Regions from separate parts of the Homo sapiens genome. Here region 1 is linked to region 2. The links are chromatin contacts, found by Hi-C in ENCODE. All regions are on one chromosome and are shown on one strand. Each heading gives the region's core, a stretch centred on a gene start or an enhancer-like site at or near the end of the contact. The rest is flanking DNA. Distances are from core to core; before and after follow the strand shown.

What was found. A loop is a pair of places that touch in the nucleus more often than their neighbours do. Pooled maps may share reads with other maps.
Region 1: a loop to region 2 is called in a pooled map, with 2.1 times the contacts of the local background. The contact joins the promoter of ABCG1 here to the enhancer-like site in region 2. A Hi-C loop is called at or near these places in 3 of 50 pooled maps.

The regions. Positions count from the first base shown.
Region 1 is chr21:42,217,427-42,223,054 of GRCh38, forward strand. ABCG1 (ATP binding cassette subfamily G member 1) reads left to right here and starts at 1,714. Exons shown (of 15, transcript NM_016818.3): 1 at 1,714-1,878. The coding sequence starts at 1,837. LOC105372814 (a long non-coding RNA gene) reads right to left here and starts at 2,844. Exons shown (of 3, transcript XR_937748.4): 1 at 2,724-2,844. It also overlaps the pseudogene RNA5SP492. RefSeq lists a silencer at 1,423-1,692 and an enhancer at 2,623-3,154.
Region 2 is chr21:42,116,166-42,122,239 of GRCh38, forward strand. It overlaps UMODL1 (uromodulin like 1), which reads left to right. Exons shown (of 23, transcript NM_001004416.3): 15 at 2,946-3,159; 16 at 4,922-5,059. Among named protein-coding and RNA genes, the nearest start is that of UMODL1-AS1, 11 kb to the left of the region's middle. RefSeq lists enhancers at 3,844-4,549, 4,537-4,666, 5,386-6,074. Within about 2 kb of position 4,311, at least 2 of the 41 ENCODE cell types and tissues checked have a DNase peak (open chromatin) inside an H3K27ac peak, as active enhancers do.

The DNA.
Region 1 (5,628 bases), core at 464-2,963, 99 kb after region 2:
CAGGGCTGGGCACCAGTCCCCATCTCCAGCCATCAGGCACTTTCCTCTCTGTGTTTTGGCGTAAACACTCCCTAGGTTTGTGGATCTGAATCCTCTTCCCAACACACTCAAGCTTTGCTGGCCTCCCTGCAGTGTATGTTTAAGGCACCACACAGCCTCCAAGGCCTGGCACCCGGGCAGTGGCACCTGGTAAACACAGCAGTCAGATTTCCTCATTTCAGCCAAGTGTAAAATCAAGGTAATGGATCTACTCTTTTTTTTTTTTTTTTTTTTTTTTTTTTTTGAGACGGAGTCTCACTCTGTCACCCCGGCTGGAGTGCAGTGGCTCAATCTCGGCTCACTGCAAGCTCCGCCTCCCAGGTTCATGCCATTCTCCTGCCTCAGCCTACATAGTAGCTGGGACTACAGGTGCCCGCCACCACACCTAGCTAATTTTTTGTATTTTTAGTAGAGACGGGGTTTCATCATGTTAGCCAGGATGGTCTCGATCTCCTGACCTCCCAAAGTGGTGGGATTACAGGTGTGAGCCACTGCGCCCGGCTGGATGACTCTTGAGACAACACCATTCAGACAAAGGCAAGGCCTCCCACTTAAACTCATAACCGTGTCTCCTTTCTCTCCTTCGATTTGAGCGGCTGAATTTGGTTACAGTCATCTGACCTGTGGGTGTGAAGTCCACCTGCCTGGCATAAAAAGCTGTGCCTCCTTTCTAGGTGAGGAGAAAGAGAGAGACCTGGCTCATCTGAGGTGTGGTTGGGAGGGGGGACCCAGGTGTGCTGGAAATGAAAAGAAATGCATTCCTGTTTTTCGTCCCAACATGCAAACAACTGAACAAAAGCATTAGGGCCTGAGACTGGGAGTAAAGAATTCCTTGTCACCATGGATACCAGGAAATGGCCCCACTTATATATAATAAGGGCTTTAGAGATGCTGGACCATCTGATATTCCAGCCTGGGGCCACATGGGAGTGTGCCCTGGTGTTATTCCTTATACAGTTCCATGAACATGGCTCTGGAAACACCTCTGTCTGCAGAAAATGAGGCTTTTCTTTTTTTGTTCGGGGGTGAACAGAGGGCAGAGGCCTGGGCATCTTCACTCAGCACCCCTTTGTAACCCAGCACTTAGCACCATGGCTGGCGCACAGCAATGTCACATGTGTGAGTGCACACGATGCCTCACTGCCAGGGGTCACCCCACACCGGTGCTGTTGGGGGCGTTGGAGTGGTTATCTCTTCTTTAGTCCTCAAGCTCCTACCTGGCAGAGAGCTGCCCAACACCGTCGGGGTGGGGTGGGCGGGAAGGGAAGAAGCAGCAGCAAGAAAGAAGCCCCCTGGCCCTCACTCTCCCTCCCTGGACGCCCCCTCTTCGACCCCATCACACAGCCGCTTGAGGCTTGGAGGCAGTGGATTTCCGAGCCTGGGAACCCCGGCGTCTGTCCGGTGTCCCCGCAGCCTCACCCGTGCTGGCCCAGCCCCCGCGAGTTCGGGACCCGGGGTTTCCGGGGTGGCAGGGGGTTCCCATGCCGCCTGCGAGGCCTCGGCTCGGGCCGCTCCCGGAACCTGCACTTCAGGGGTCCTGGTCCGCCGCCCCCAGCAGGAGCAAAACAAGAGCACGCGCACCTGCCGGCCCGCCCGCCCCCTTGGTGCCGGCCAATCGCGCGCTCGGGGCGGGGTCGGGCGCGCTGGAACCAGAGCCGGAGCCGGATCCCAGCCGGAGCCCAAGCGCAGCCCGCACCCCGCGCAGCGGCTGAGCCGGGAGCCAGCGCAGCCTCGGCCCCGCAGCTCAAGCCTCGTCCCCGCCGCCGCCGCCGCCGCCGCCGCCGCCGCCCCCGGGGCATGGCCTGTCTGATGGCCGCTTTCTCGGTCGGCACCGCCATGGTGAGTGAGCGCATCCTTCGTCCGCCGGGAACGGTTTTATTTTCAAGGAGAGCAGGAAACACACAAAGACTCGCAAGCTCGACCTGACACCCCTCCCAGGAGCGCGTCCTCTGGGCGCTGACCCAGGGCACCCTAGAGTGGCGCCCGGCTCCGATCGCTGCCCCTGCCCCTCCGCCAGGGCCACCTGGAGCCTCGGGATGCCCCTTGCACCGGCAGAGAGCACGGACTAGGTGGAGGGGCCGGGAGTGGGGCGGGGGCAGCGAGTTGCCCTACAAGTTGGACCGATGGCCTTGACCTGATGGCTTCTGGGCGGGGGGCGTGGGGAGCTGGGGACCCGGAGCGCACTGGGGACTGGGGAGGGGCCGCAGCTTGGGCCGGAGGGAAGAGGGGACTTGAAGAAGGGGAGCCCCGCGCGCGCGGCTGTGGGCTTGGGGACCGGGGACTTCTCGCGCCATCCCCAGGAACGCCAGGCAAGGTCTGGGGGAACAAAAGAGGAAGCTGCCCCCAGAGAGCCGGAGCCTGCGACTGCACTCCCGGGGACACCCTCTCCCGGACCCACTCGGGGAGGCGGCGGCGAAGGCCCGGGGAGACCCGCGAGGGGCAAGCCCGGATTCCTGCCGGCCGCCTTTCTGCGCGCGCCGGAGAGAGAGACGCGGTGGGGACAGGGATGCGCATTTCACTTCCCCGAGCTCCGGAGAGGGATGGCGGGGTGTCGGCGAGTTCACTGCTGGACACAGTTACTGTAAGTGCTGTTTCCAGGGGTGGTCAGGAATCTCCCTTTCTGGTTTTCTGGCATTAGGAACAAACAACAAACCAATCATCAGGCCCCCAGCCACCCACCTCACCTTATCCTAGCGCCCTTCATGTCTACGCCCAGCACACCAACATCGTAGAGGTAGCTAAAGTACAAATGGAAAGTCTTCCGTATTCCACGCCGTGTATCTGTGTAGTTACTACCCTGATATTACTTCCCCGAGGCTGTAAGCCCACAGTGCATGGCACGCTCCGGGGCTCACCCCGCCCCTCCCCTGTATTTCATTTTTAGCATCCTGTATTTGAAGTCAGCAGGGCTCAGCAGGATTTGACCGACAGTTACCTCTTGCCTTGAGCTCAAGAGAAAAAAAAAAAATAGCCAGGTTTCTGCGCATGCTCCGCTGTGACAACTGCATCCTATGATTCCAAACAGGTTACTGTAGAACATACGGAGCCTCGCCAGCTCATTATATAATGATTTTGTGTAAACGATAGAATGGGGCCGCAGACATGGCCAGGCGGTGGGTGGAGGAGGGGAGAGCCCGAGCGGGAGACCCGCAGGCTGACTCGCCTCTCTGGGCTGCCCTGCCTTCCCTGCGTGGCTTCTACGTAGAAGAGGCAGTGAACAAAACGGAAAAGCCGTTTCCCTCCCGGTGACACTTGCTTTTCTCTGGTTGAATCTTTGGGCAACACTTGGGAATTCTGCCTTTTGCACTTGTTCATCTATTAGGATTTCTAAATGAGGTTGACCATGGAAAATTAAGGAGGTTATTGATGTTAGTTGCAGGTAGAGAAAGTTATAGATCTTGTATTAGATGCTAGTTAACTCTTGAATTCCTTCTAGAGCTGCAAAGGTGGCTTGGTGTGGGTTTTCCTATAATGGACATGTGGAAAAATAATGAATCCGATGTTTTAAGGTACAGATTTTTAATACCAAGTTTTTAAAAAATGTTATATTATCATTTGATAATATGCCCCCGGAGCTCAACTGTCTTGTTATCACGTGGAGACAGTAACGGCTGGGCTCATTGTTTTGGAGAACATTATTTTATTTTGAAAATTATTTTCCTCTCTGAAAACTGGGTACTTTAAAAAAAGTTTAAACATTTCTATTCATGCACAGCTGTCCCACCCTGAAAGCAATAATCTGATGGTAGAAGCTAAGCAGAGTTAGGCCCCGGCTAGTCCTTGAATGAGAGACCACCTGGGAATTCTGGGGGCTGTAGGGTTAAAAGAAAAATAAATTAAAAATAAAATAAATTCTGGCCAAGTCATAAACAAAGAGCCCTTCAGAGATACCAGGATCTTAAGCTTTGCTTTTCCTTCACCTCCCTGCCCTGGGGTCCATCCTGGTGTGGACCCTCTGAGCTGTGAGTCAAAGGAGGTACTTGGGGGTGAGCCAGGCACTCGGGGGAACATGCTGGAGCCCCTGAGTTCGGTGGGCATACAAGGGGTGGCAAATGCGTCCAGTGGGAGGGTGGTATTTGGAGGTGTTCTGGGATTCCAAGTGACCCCTCAAGTGCGGTCTGGTCTCTGGCTCAGTTCAGGGTATGATGCCTTTGGTATTTTCTTCTGGGCAGTCGCCTTGGGGGCTCTTGGTCAGTGCATTTTCCTCTTATGTGCTTAGGATGCTTAGGCAGGTACCAAGGCTGGCAGCAGTGAACCAAAGAGAGAAGACAGACAGCTGCGTGCTAACTGTGCTGCTGACTGGCTCCTCCTCCTGTTTCCTGACTTCCTCCTAATGCTAGGAGAAAAAGTTTCTGTCTCTGTGTTCCTGGTGGAAATGGAGTGAATGCGGCTCACCACGGCCTGTGGGTGGCTTACTGACTGCTACAGACCCTCCCCAGCTAAACAGGCATCTCTATCTGCCCAGGATTCAAACTGCAATCACAGGCCACTCTGCTCAGCGCCCAGGAAAATATTCCCATGAACAGCAGCCAGGAACAATCCAAACAGGGTCTCTTTGGCATTCCACATCTATGAATGAACTTACTATGACGTACAATGTATTGTGCAGCACAAATCGTATGTGGCCCGGTGCGGGGGTGGGGGAAGGTCAAAGACAATGCTTCAGTAGGATAGGGAAACAGAAGAGTGAAAGGAAAAAATGAAGAGAGAAGATGCATGTGTTTTAATTTTAATGAGCTCAGGAGGCTAAGGAGAAACTCGCTGTAACCTACATTGCCGGCAGCTCTCATCGGAGGATGTGTTTCCAGAGAGCTGGTCTATTTCAGACTGACAGGCCACTGCCTCGCATCACGCAGTTTTCACGATCCTATTAATTGGGTGAGGCTGTTAGACGCTGTGGAGGAAAGGTGGTCAACTGTATGCATTGCTTTGCTGTTGGCTTATTTGGGGATGGGGCTGTATGATTTCCTTGGTGTGGATTTTCCTATAATGGACAAGGGCTGAAAGATGCCGAAACACCCACAACTCACCCGTGGAAGGCTAAGCAATAGTCAAGGGCCGTTACAGAGGCTTGTGGTCTCAGACCTGGAAGCCTCTCAGAGCAGGGCCCCAGCCTGGCCACGCCCTAATCATGGGGTCTTAAGCAATTCAGACCATGTCTCTGTGCTTCCGATACCTCCTCCGAACTGGAGATGGTCATCCCACCTCCCAGCACCCCTGTCCCTGTTAGGGTTGTGGAGGTAATAAGAGGCATAAACTATATAGGTTAGAGTTTAATAGTCACATGGTAATTGCTGGATCAATAAACACTATTGTTTATAATCACTTACCTAGCATGCACAAGCCATTATTATTTAATACTTTACATTGCAAGTACTTGATTCTGGCTTCTCTCTTTCTTACTCCCAAATCAGTTTAGTCACCCAGTTTTATCCTCCTGGCCTGTCCCCTTTCCTTCACCCCCACTACCAACAGCAGATCCAGGCCACCATCACCCCACCTGGCTCACAGCAGGAGACTCTTCTGCAGTTCTGGTCCTGTTATTCCCTCGGGGCTCCCCAAAGATCTCTAGATAAAATGCAAAACCCG
Region 2 (6,074 bases), core at 3,061-5,560:
CTCCACCAAAAAAAAAAAAAAAAAAAAAAATACAAAAAATGAGCCTGTCATGGTGGCGCATGTTTGTGACCTCAGCTACTCAGCAGGCTAAGGCAGGAGAATCTCTTGAACCCAGGAGGCAGAGGTTGCAGTAAGCCGAGATCGTGCCACTGCACTCTAGCCTGGACAACAGAGTGAAACCCTGTGGGAAAAAAAAAAAAAGAATTCTAGTCTCATCCAACTAGGAATTTGACCTATAGGTCCTATGAGCTCCTCATTTCTGAAGGAAGCCAGGACGTTAAGCTCTGGCCTGACTCCCTGAGTGTCCCTGGATCTGCCCCGGCGAAGACACGGTTAGCAGACAGGAGGCACAACTCTTCCTCTGCTGCATCCTTACTTCACACTTCACTTTCTGTCCAGTGAAACCTGTTTTTCAGTTGTGGAACCTATGAAGCAGAAAGTCCCTCCACGGTTTTTTTTTTTTAAACCTGTAAAAAATGAGATTTATTTCACAGACCATAAAATCTACTTTTAAACTGTACAATTCAGTGGTTTAGACTATTTTGCAAAATTGTGCAACCATCACTACTAATTCCAGAACATTTTCATCACCCAAAAAGAAACCTTATACCCATTAGAAGTCACTCGCAGCTGGGCATGGTGGCTCATGTCTATAATCCTAGCACTTTGGGAGGCTGAGGTGGGTGGATCGCCTGAGGTCAGGAGTTCTAGACTAGCCTGGCCAACATGGCGAAACCCCATCTCTACTAAAAATACAAAAATTAGCCGGATGTGGTGGCGGGTGCCTGTAATCCGAGGTACTCAGGAGGCTGAGGCAGGAGAATCGCTTGAAACCAGGAGGCAGAGGTTGCAGTGAGCTGAGATCTTGCCACTGCACTCCAGCCTAGGTGACAGAGCAAGACCCCATCTCAAAAACAGAAAAAAAAAAGTCACTCCCTCTCGCCACTTCCTCCAGCTCCTGGTAATCACTTATCTGCTTTTTGTCTCTATAGATTTGCCCATTGTGGACATTTCACAGAAACAGAATCATACAATATGTGACTTTTTGTGTCTGGCTTCTTTCAGTTAAAATGAGGTTTTCTGGTTTCATCCACGTGGCAGCATGTGTCAGCACTGGATTCCTTGTTATGGCTGGGGCATAACCCATGCAGTCTCATCCATTCATTCACCGAGCGCACTGGGCGGCTCCCGCCTTCTGTCTGTTATAAATAGTGCTGCAATGCCCCTGCCTCAGAGAAAGTTCTTTTCCTGCTCTTTCCTGCATTCCTCCCTGCCATCCCCTCAGCATTCTCCAGGATGCTATCTGTTACCATTTAGTGACATGCCTTCTTGTGGACTTTTTGAGGTATAGGGAGTGCCCTTGTCATAATCTAGTGATTTTGTTTGCACGGAATCTCACATTGTAGATTTCCTGAGTCTGAGCTCAGCACAGAGAGGGTTTGACATTGCCACCTAGTGGCCTGTCGTGGTAATACCGTAGCAGGGCTGCAAACCCCAGCGCTTCCCCCACAGATGAGAAGATTCGACAGCCTTTGGGAACGGCCTAGCTCATTCCCTGCTCCTGGTTTGTGCATTCAACAGTTGTTGACGGTTTGATTAATAATGTGATTTCATTGATAAGGTTAAATAGTAGTTAGAATATTAAACAACAAACACTGAATCCTTCCACCTGGCTCGAGTGGTCAAAAGAGGCAGCTCCGTTTCCTTCCCGAGTTTCTTGATTAATCTTTCCTCTTTGAACCATTTCTTCCTTTGCCCATTTTTGGGGTGTTGTTTTTCTGTTTGCCTAGAATTTCAGGACAGCAAATAATTATACAACTTAATCACAGAAGTAGGATGTTAAGAGAAATTTCGGGGGTTTCACTTGCTGATAACCGCAGACGTGGATGTCAGGAGGTGTTGGCTGCATGGCTTGGTCCCTGGCTCTTCACCACTTCCTAGCAAGGGGCCTGGAAGTTTGCTTAGAGGTTGGTTTGAAATGCAGCTAAAAGTCACATTAATCCAAGACTATGCCAGATTCCTCTGAGAGAAAGAGAGAGGGAAGAACTGATTGTGAAGATGGTCACGACAACAGTCATCTACTGAGCCAACCAAGGGCAGCTGTGGTCTCCCTGGGGTCCACAGGCTCTGAGAGGGACAATGGATCTGTTCACCTTGGTGGCCCAGAAGCCGGGAAGTGAGTCCATGACCCAGGCCTTGAGCCATCGCACCTGTGAGGACAAACCCTGGAAGTACCCATAGGAGGTTTGCACTGAGGATGATTGAAGCTCATTATAAGATTGTTTGCCTTTCTGAGTGCTTTGACCATGATGGGTTAGCATGGAATCAATCATATAGCGTGTGGTGTGTGACTGTGTCCAAAGAGACAGAGTAGAAAGCAGGGCGTTCGGGGGCAGGAACCCCCTGTCCTAATGGGGAAGTTGGAAATGCTCACAGGAAGCAGTCTGGGGAGAGGTAGGGAGGAAGAATGAAAGGGGACATGTTCTGCAGTGCCAGGAGCAAAAGAGCTGTTCCAGAGAAGGCAGCGGGAAGTGGTCTCCCTCCCCACGACCCTGCACTCAGCCCCCTGCCCTCGGTGGCTGCAAACCAGGAGTATTAGGTTCTAGAAGCCCTTGTGAGCCCCCAGCAAATTTTAAGCCCCATGAGGTAGGGTCTCTGCCTGTGCCCCCAAGTCCCACCCTCGCCCCACAGGCATCTTTCTGAAGCCGTTTACTGGTTTGGGGGGGGAAACAAGGGCTCTTCTCATATCACAGACACTCCCAGGCGTTTGTGCTGGGCTTGAAAACACAGCAGACAGGAAAGGGGCCCAGAACCAACCTGTGGCTTTTACTTTGTGCCACGGGCCAGCCCTGCTGCTGGGCAGACTGGCAGGAGGAACCGCCTTGAGACGGGCATCTGTTTCCTCTCAGCGTGGGGACCTCCTCACATGGCCTCTTTCCCCGCAGGTGCGGGGCTCCCTGCCAGCCACCATGTGTCAGCACATGGACGCTGGTGGGGTCAGGATGGAAGTCGTCAGCGTCACCAACGGCAGCATCGTGGTGGAGTTTCACTTGCTGATAATCGCAGATGTGGATGTCCAGGAGGTGTCAGCTGCATTTCTCACCGCCTTCCAGACCGTGCCTCTGCTGGAGGTGATCAGAGGCGACACCTTCATACAGGGTACGAGAGGCTGGGATGGAGCCTCTCCCGTGTTCTGGAACCAGAGGCAGCCAGAGGGCAGCCACCACCCTTCGCTTTTGAAAGATGTCGTGTTGTGCCCATGTGGTCCTTCTTCCCCCAGAATTAGATGAAGATGTGAAATAGATAGGACCCTGTCTGTCCCTCTTATTGTGATTATAATTGTGTAAAGGTTGAAGTGTTGAAAACATCTTTGGGTGAACCTGCAGATCCCCAGGGGTGCTGCTTTCTTTCCGGGTCGACTGCCCCCTCGCTGCTTGTTTCCATGGGCTGAGGGCAGATGCATCCCTCTCTGCAGCCAGACTCTCCCCCAAGCATAGTTCCCAAGGAGATCCCAGTAAAGATAATTAACGAGAAAAGCAGGGAGAAAAAGACAATTCAGATTCTTTTCTCCTATCATACTTGAACATAAATGATGAATGGCTTATAGTTACATGTATCAGAAACAAAAGACTTTTTAAAAATTGGAGATTCATATTAATTTTTTGATTTTTAGAATAAGAAGGACTTCCTAAAGAAAATACGATTTTTAGAGGAAAACGATGAGATGCTGACTGCATGCAGAGATAAATCAAAATAAAGGCACCATTTTAACGCAAAGTAAACAAAAAATTTTTCAATAATTTGGTGAAGTGTTAGTATCCCAAATATATAGAGAGATCATACAAATAGATAAATATTAAGAACCTGATGGATAAATGCACGAAAGCTCTACACAGACAAGGTATAAAAGAAGAAATATGAATGACTAACAAAGATGTGGTAACCCAAGACATCCCCATTAGAATGCATTGCACTGTTTGCCCATCAAATTGCAAACAAAAGGTCTCTTTACTGCTGACATGAATACTGGTGAAAGTGTAGTGAGGCAGGTGTTTGCACAGATTGCTGGTGGCAGAAGGATTTGCTCATGCTTCCTGGAAACCAGTTTGGTGACATAAATCAAACGCTTTCAAAGTGGCCATCCACTTGGATTCTGAAATATCAGCTCTACGACTTTGTCCTAAGGAATTTGATCTGTTTGGACCGTAGTTTAAATACAAAGATGTTCATCTTCAGTGTTACTTTAAAAGCCAAAGAGTTGGAAATCACCAATCATCCAGTAACAAAGAAGGTGCTAAGTTACCAGGTGTCCCCGCCCCGGGCTGTTATGCAATGATGAGAATAGCGGTTTGTGGATTTGCATGGAGCTAGTTGGTGGCAGAGGCAAGCTATGCTCTCAGAGCATGCCTGCATTTTAAAAGGCTGGAAGGAAATACGTCCACATGCTAACTTGCCCCTGGCCACGCTTTTCTGGTTCTTATCCATGTTCTGCAGTAAACCTGTTTTGCTGTCAACAATCAACCCAGCATCATGGCGAAAGGCAAATGGCCTGAGGGCCTTCTGCCCAGGGTTGGGCTTGCAGCCTGGGTCCCTTGGGCTGGACCGAGGTGGATCTGGGGGCCTGTGCATCTCCTGGTTACTCCCGGGAACTGAAGGGATGGCCCTGCTCTGCCCAGATCCCCCTCCCAGCCCTGGGCCAGAATCCTCCTTCCAGAACAGCCCCTGCAGACATACTTAGCCATTCCCAGCCCCAGCTTCAGGAAGCCTCCTGTACTTTCCAGAACTGGTGAGCTTGACTGCAGTCTGCTGTGGCTGGAGTTTCCAGCTTTGTCTGTGAGATGCACTCTCCCCCAACCAGGCTGCTGTGAGACCACAAGCCCCCAGGGATGTTCTTCTGTTTTGTCTTCTAAATGTTGTGCAGATTACGATGAGTGTGAAAGGAAGGAGGACGACTGTGTGCCGGGGACATCCTGTCGAAACACCCTCGGGTCTTTCACTTGTAGCTGCGAGGGAGGAGCCCCCGACTTCCCTGTGGAATATTCTGAGAGACCCTGTGAAGGTAATGTCGTCAGAGTTTCTTCTTCTGGAATACTGTATCATAATCGGTTTTTTTTAAGGACATTCACGTGCAAAGGGCTTCTTGTCCCTCTGAGGTCATATTTTTATGTCCTGGGGAAGTTTCCTGTGTGTGATGTGGGTGCACGTGTGTGTGTGTGTGTGTGATGTATGTGTACATGTGTGTACGTGTGTGCATGTTCCTTCCCATTCTTTCATATGTGTCCAGGCTTCTGGGCAGTGCCTTATCTCTCCAAGTGCTAGCTCTGATATCCATGGAGAGAAAATATACACATACATGAGGTGTGAACGTGCAGATGCTGAGCGACCGTCTTGTGAAACACGCAGCCGTGGGACACGCGACACAGGGGAATGTTTCCTCTTGGCCACTCTTTCCACCCAGCTCTTTTCCTGCTAAACGGGGTCTTAGTGGATTTAACACTGACCCCACGTTGGCCACTGCTATCCAGGAATCTGCGTCAAGTGAAGGGAGGTGGGCATTTATACCAGTGAGTGTGGTATCCGGGGGGCTATAGAACGTGTCCTGCTTGAGGTAGAATCAGGAAGCACAGAGGAGGCTAAGTTGCTTCAGTCCAGTGAGTGTGGCCAGGGAGGGCTTCCTGGAAGTGGTGTCTTGAAGCTGGTCTTAATGGATAGCTAAGATGGCACCCAGCAGGGAGGGCAGGGCATGGTGGGTGGGTGCCGTGGTGAGAACAGAGCTGGTGATGGGCGTGATCTCACATGCAGGGACCTGCAGGAGATGGGTGGCAGAGAGCGAGAAGCAGGCTGCCCAGGGAGGCGGGTGAGGCAGCAGCCAACTGTGAAGTCCTCAGCAATGGTTTGGACTATGGCCCAGAGACAGGAGTGAGCTGGGTGGAGCTGCAGGGTGCTGGGGCTGGGCAAGCCCCACTCTGAGATAAAAGAAGGCACAAACCAGGCCCACAGATGATGGAGCCACTGCTGAAGGAGGGTGGAGGGCACGTGCGGAGCTGTGTCTGGGGTCTGCTTCCATATAGACC